Linked DNA regions of Homo sapiens: region 2 is linked to region 1. A link is a loop called in an ENCODE intact Hi-C map of the cell type or tissue named here. Cell type or tissue: heart right ventricle. All regions are shown on one strand. Each heading gives the region's core, and the rest is flanking DNA. Links, peaks and the distances in the headings are about the cores only. Region 1 has its middle 8.8 kb from the start of GTF3C6. Region 2 has its middle 52 kb from the start of SLC22A16.

The links. Peaks named below come from ENCODE experiments on the same cell type or tissue, not always from the same donor. Only the 100,000 strongest peaks of a DNase experiment are listed, where the experiment ranks them.
Region 2: it touches region 1 in a loop (9-fold over the local background); 92 of 110 quality-filtered maps call a loop at or near these places.

Annotation. Positions count from the first base shown.
Region 1 is chr6:110,948,483-110,951,401 of GRCh38, forward strand. No RefSeq gene overlaps it. Among named protein-coding and RNA genes, the nearest start is that of GTF3C6, 8.8 kb to the right of the region's middle. RefSeq lists a silencer at 1,444-1,738. In heart right ventricle, for the core only: a CTCF peak has its summit at 1,416 (motif pointing left); no DNase peak of the experiment used is centred there.
Region 2 is chr6:110,526,986-110,529,904 of GRCh38, forward strand. No RefSeq gene overlaps it. Among named protein-coding and RNA genes, the nearest start is that of SLC22A16, 52 kb to the left of the region's middle. In heart right ventricle, for the core only: a CTCF peak has its summit at 1,264 (motif pointing right); a DNase peak (open chromatin) is centred at 1,250; H3K27ac peaks cover 1,789 bases.

The DNA.
Region 1 (2,919 bases), core at 193-2,692:
AGCAAAACTCTGTCTCAGAAAAAAAAAGAAAAAAAAAAAACAAAACCTGCACTCACTGCAACCTCCGCCTCCCAGATTCAAGCGATTCTCCTGCCTCAGCTTCCCAAATAGCTGGGATTACAGGTATGCACCACCCCGCCCAGCTAATTTTGTATTTTTAGTAGAGACAGGGTTTCACCATGTTGGTCAAGGCTGGTCTAGAACTCCTGACCTCAGGTGATCCGCTGCCACAACCTCCCAAAGTGCTGGGATTACAGACGTGAACCACCACGCCAGCCAAGTGCTTTCTTTTGAATTCAAGGCCTTCAAAGACGGTAATTCCAGTCTTATTTCTAACACTACATTACTTTCTAGCAAACTGGAATACTTTACTTAGTGTGTTCTCAATATTTAATTGAATCTGATTGTTGGCAGGTGGTGTTGACGTCTACTGTCATCTAGCACAGTGGTTCTCAAAGCGTGTTCCTTAGACCAGGGCATCAGAATCACCTGAGACCTTGTTAGAAAGGCGTATGTTCGGCCGAGCGCAGTGGCTCACGCCTGTAATCCCAGCACTTTGGGAGGTTGACGCCGGCGGATTGCTTGGGCTCAGGAGACAAGCCTGGGCAACATGTCTCTACTAAAAATACAAAAAAAATAGCCAGGCATGGTGATGCATGGCTACTCAGGAGGCTGAGGTGGGAGGATCACTTGAACCCAGGGAATGGAGGTTGCAGTGAGTAGAGATCGCACCACTGCACTCCAGCCTGGGTGACAGAGTGAGACCCTGTCTCAAAAAAAAAAAAAAAAAAGGCATATTTTCTGTCCTCTCCTATATCAAACCTGCTGAATCAGAAACTCTGGGGGTGGGGCTTGAGCAGTCTGCATTTTAATTAGCCCTCCAGCTGATTCTGATACAGCTGAAGTTTGAGAACCAGTCGATTAACATTTAGTTTTCAATCTAAAACAGAATAAGATACATTTTTAAAAGCTCGTATTGTCCTTAAATGGAATATAAACTACTACGTAAGTGTAAAATGTTGATTTTTAAGACAAAGTGAGGTGGCACACAGTTGTAATCCCAGTGCTTTGGGAGGCTGAGGCAGGAGGATTGCTGGATCTCAGGAGCTCAAGACCAGCTTGGGCAGCATAGTGAGACTCCATCTCTACAAAAAAATTTTTTAAATTAGCCGGGCATGGTGGCATGAGCCTGTAGTCCCAGATACTGTGGAGGCTGAGGTGGGAAGATCGCTTAAGCCCTGGATATCAAGGCTGCAGTGAATTATGATAGCGTTTCTGCACTCTAGCCTGGGGGACAAAGCGACCTCCTGTCTCTAAAAAAAAAAAAATTCAAAAACAAATAAAAAAAAGAAAATGTGTTCTAAAAGAACAGGTTAAACAATTTTTAATTCATTTGTCTCCTCCTAGTGGCAGGCTTTTAAATATAGAGCACAACACTTGATTTTTCAGAAATCATATTTCTGAAATTTTTCATGATTCTTTTTTTTTTTTTTTGAGACGGAATCTCACTTTGTCGCCAGGCTGGAGTGCAGTGGTACAATCTCAGCTCACTGCCACCTCCAACTCCCTGGTTGAAGCGATTCAAAGGCTTTTACTGATATGGCAGGGTAATTTATGGAGACACTAATACCCTACATTCTCCCCCTTTATCCCTTCCAAGCAGGCAGGTAGGCAGTTTGTATTTCTTTATCTGTGATGTTTAAAAGAATGGAAAGCTGGCTGGGTGTGGTGGTTCATGCCTATAATACCAGCACTTTGGGAGGCTGAGGCAGGTGGATCACTTGAGGTCAGGCGTTCGAGACCAGCCTGGACAACATGGTGAAACGCCATCTCCACTAAAAATACAAAAAATTAGCCAGGCCTATTGGCTGATGCCTGTAATCCCAGCTACTTGGGGGGCTGAGGTAGGAGAATCACTTGAACCCAGGAGGCAGAGGTTGCAGTGAGTTGAGATTGTGCCATTGCACTCCAGCCTGGGTAACAGAGCAAGACTCTGTCTCTAAATAAATAAATAAATAAATAAATATTAAAAAAAAAAAACTGAAGAATTAGCCAGGCATGGTGATGCATGCCTGTAGTCCCAGCTACTAAGGAGCCTGAGACAGAAGGATTGCTTGAGCCCAGGAGTTCCAGTGAGCTGTGATCACCCCACTGCACTACAGCCTGGGCAACAGAGCAAGACCCTGTATCTAAAACAAAAAATAAAAACTACAGGAGGAGATGGAGATTTCCTTAGGCTGGGAAAGGACTGGTGTGTCTCTTCTCTCCCAGCAGTGTCCTGAAGTAGTGCCAAGACCTAAGAGGCTAGCCTCAGAAAGGCCTGCTCTAAACTTCAGGGTTTCCAAACAGCAGGGATTCCCATGCTTTACTGAAACATAGTGCCTGAAATTGAAGGGTCTGTGTGGCTTCAAGAACCATGGGAATCTCAGTAGTAACCAATATGGATTAAAGACTGGAGAGGCCTCTTCAAATACTATGCCTGATCTGGGAGTGTAAAGGAGAGGAAATTGAGATTAAATTTTCCTGCCAGCTTGATGTGACAGGGGCTCAGAGTCAAGCTTAATTTAAGGAAAATAAGGAAACACGGTTTTTCTTAAATATCAAAGTTTGTGGTTGCAGTTCACACCCCAGGAAATACAGTGAAAAACAAAGCAGAAAGAGATGAAGAACATAGCAATAGATGTGTTTACAGAACAAGGGTTATTGATCCTAATGTCATTAAAGTCTTACCATAGAATGATGTGGCTGACCCAGTTTAATCAGGTGTGCAGCTCCCTAGCTCTTTAACTCCTCTTCAACTCTATTAAGGCTGGATGCTCAATCTCATTCTGTTGACTCTTAACTAGCCTGATGCAGAGGTTGGCATCTCTACCTGCTTTCCCAGAAAAGACAATAGAGTGTAGTAAGTCAGATAAGTTT
Region 2 (2,919 bases), core at 288-2,787, 420 kb before region 1:
CCCAGCAAGATGGGTACTAATATCTTATGTAACATAATCATGTATTCACACATAATCACACACATCCCAACAGCTTTGCCGTATTCTATGGCTTAGAAGCAAGCCACAAGTCCTGCTCACACTCAAATCCAAAAGCAATAGGAGAGTAACTGCAGAAAGTATATAGCTCTACTGCTCTGAAGGGGAGAAGTGTACATGACTATACAGATCTTTTGTGTATTTGTTTAAAAAATAGTTCTACATGGCCGGGCGCGGTGGCTCATGCCTGTAATCCCAGCACTTTGGGAGGCCGAGACGGGTGGATCACGAGGTCAGGAGATCGAGACCATCCTGGCTAACATGGTGAAACCCCATCTCTACTTAAAAATACAAAAAACTAGCTGGGCGTGGTGGCGGGCCCCTGTAGTCCCAGCTACTCGGTAGGCTGAGGCAGGAGAATGGCGTGAATCCGGGAGGCGGACCTTGCAGTGAGCCAAGATCGCTCCACTGCACTCCAGCCTGGGCAACAGAGCGAGACTCCGTCTCAAAAAAAAAAAAAAAAAAAAAGTTCTACATGGATATTCCTTGTATGCTGCCTCGTATGGCAGTTTCTTTTGCGTGTATGTTTTTATTTCCCTATTTACGCCATAAGTTCCTGAAGGATAGGAGTATATTACTTACACCTTGTCAATTCCAGGGGACCCAGCAACAGAGTCTCACATGTATTCAGTATTCAGGAAATATTTGTCTAGAGAGTCAGCTTGGCAGAATGGAAAGTGCATAGGCTTATGGAAACATGGGAAGTTAAATCAAATCCCAGCTCTTCCATTTACTAGTTAGGTAAACTACAGCATTAGTTAATATCTGCGATCTTCAGTTTCCTTATATTACCTTATAGTTTTGAGATTAAATGAGATACTGTGCATCAACTGCCTGTTTCACTAAATAATAGCAATTACTGTTATTTATAGATGAGGATAACTAGTAATAAAATATTTTAAATGAGCAAGTGTAACATTAGACAGACAATTGAAGCAGCATTCTGTGATGGGTATTTCTTAGCATGTGTTAAAACATCAGGAAACCTTTTGACAGCTGCTCCCCTGGCTAAGAACGGCCCCTTCCAGGTGTGCACCCTCTAGAGTGCCCCAGAAACAACTCTTTGCCAACTACCTTCTGCAAACCATCTTTTCACTTGAACTGACTTCCCCCAAACAAACCTGATTAATTACTGAATAAAATACACCAGGGCGTGTCCTCGGAGCACAACAATATTTCTGCCACAAGAGGGCACAATGTGACTGTGTATACTGTAGTTTCTTAACAATTACAATCCTAAAAGTTCATATTCATTACAGGATACACTGTGTTCCAGTAATTGTTTTTATTTGAATATTGTTTTTTATATACTTGAATTAATTTTATTTCTTAAGGCAAAAATAATGGAGAGCAGGAAATTTCCACAATTTCCTTGTGGAAAATTGTTCTCAGGCTATAACTGGTTAAGTACAAACATAACATCATTATTTTCTGTTTAAAATACTGTGATTCATCTGCTTTCTGGGAGTCATTTCCTGTAGGGCCTTAAGAGGCTTTCTAGCTCCAAATTACTCTACATTCCTAGTTCTTGTTATGTTTCCTGCAGGCCATCAAGTTCATGGATTTTATTATAGCCTTGCAAATTAGTAGAAAAAATTTACTAGCCCATAAATATTTTATCAGCTTCATCTTGCTCCTGGGGGCAGATTGGTAATGAAATCGCTGAAAGCACTATTATTCATAACTTACTCAGCTATAAAACTAATGATTGTTACATAACCAGTTTCTAGCTTTTTTTTCCCTCTCCTTGGGAAGAGTGTGCATGTCTAGTGGATGTGGGCATGAATGTAGCCAAATAAACCTGTTGCCCAACATCACATGCAAACCATGGTATGGATGGCAAGAGTGATACGTACACAGTCTGGTTTCATTGACAAATGGAAGTCACTCTCTGCTATGACCTGAATATTTGTGTCCCCCTCAAATTCGTATATTGAAATCCTAACCCTCAAAATGACGGTATTAAGAGGCAGAGCCGTTGGGAGGTTGTTAGGTCGTAAAAAGCCCTCATGAATGGGATTAGTGTCCCCATAAAACAGGCCCCAAGAGACCCCTCACCCCTTCCGCCTTGTGAGGTTACAGTGAGAATTTGGCCATCTATGAGGATCAAGGCCCTAACCACACACCGAACCAGCTGGCACCTTGATCTTGGGGGTACCAGCCTCCAGAACTGTGAGAAATAAATTTCTGTTGTTTGTAAGCCCCCTAGTCTATGGCATTTTGTTATGACAGCCTGAACTAAGATACCTTCCTTTGAGAAGTCCTGCTGGCAACAATACTCATCCCGTTTGAGAGAATTACTGGCCAGAACGCGCCTGTTTCCTCCTCCTCCTCCTCTTTATCCTCCAGCCACCCATTTCCCCGGACACCTAGTGGGAAACTGGGCAGAATCTTGTTACACTGTTTTACAAACATTTCTATCGCTGGGCTGGAGATGGATGTTTCTGTGCTCAGGAAGCTGGTGTGCTTCTGGTATGGTACAGTTGTCTGAGTCACTGTCCATCTGTCTCTCTTTGCAAAGTCACATGTTTCCTTGTGGTTGCCATATCCATTTCAACTAAGACTTTATGTTCCATGCCAGCCTCCACCTGGCTAAGGGGAAGTGCCCTTCCCCTTGTACTTTGGGGGTGCCTGCCTTTTTCTGGAAGAATAGCTGTGGGTCAGCATCCTTCTTCACGCATTATGTCTATGCCCCGCTCCAACTGGTCCACAACTAGAATAGGATGGCAAAATAACTATACAGTTATTAATAGTGAAAGCAAATGTGCCACACAAGAGAAGCAGCCCCCTGTAGGCAAGAGGGTGGGTGAGGACAATCATGGAGAAGAGGCAGCTTTTCCC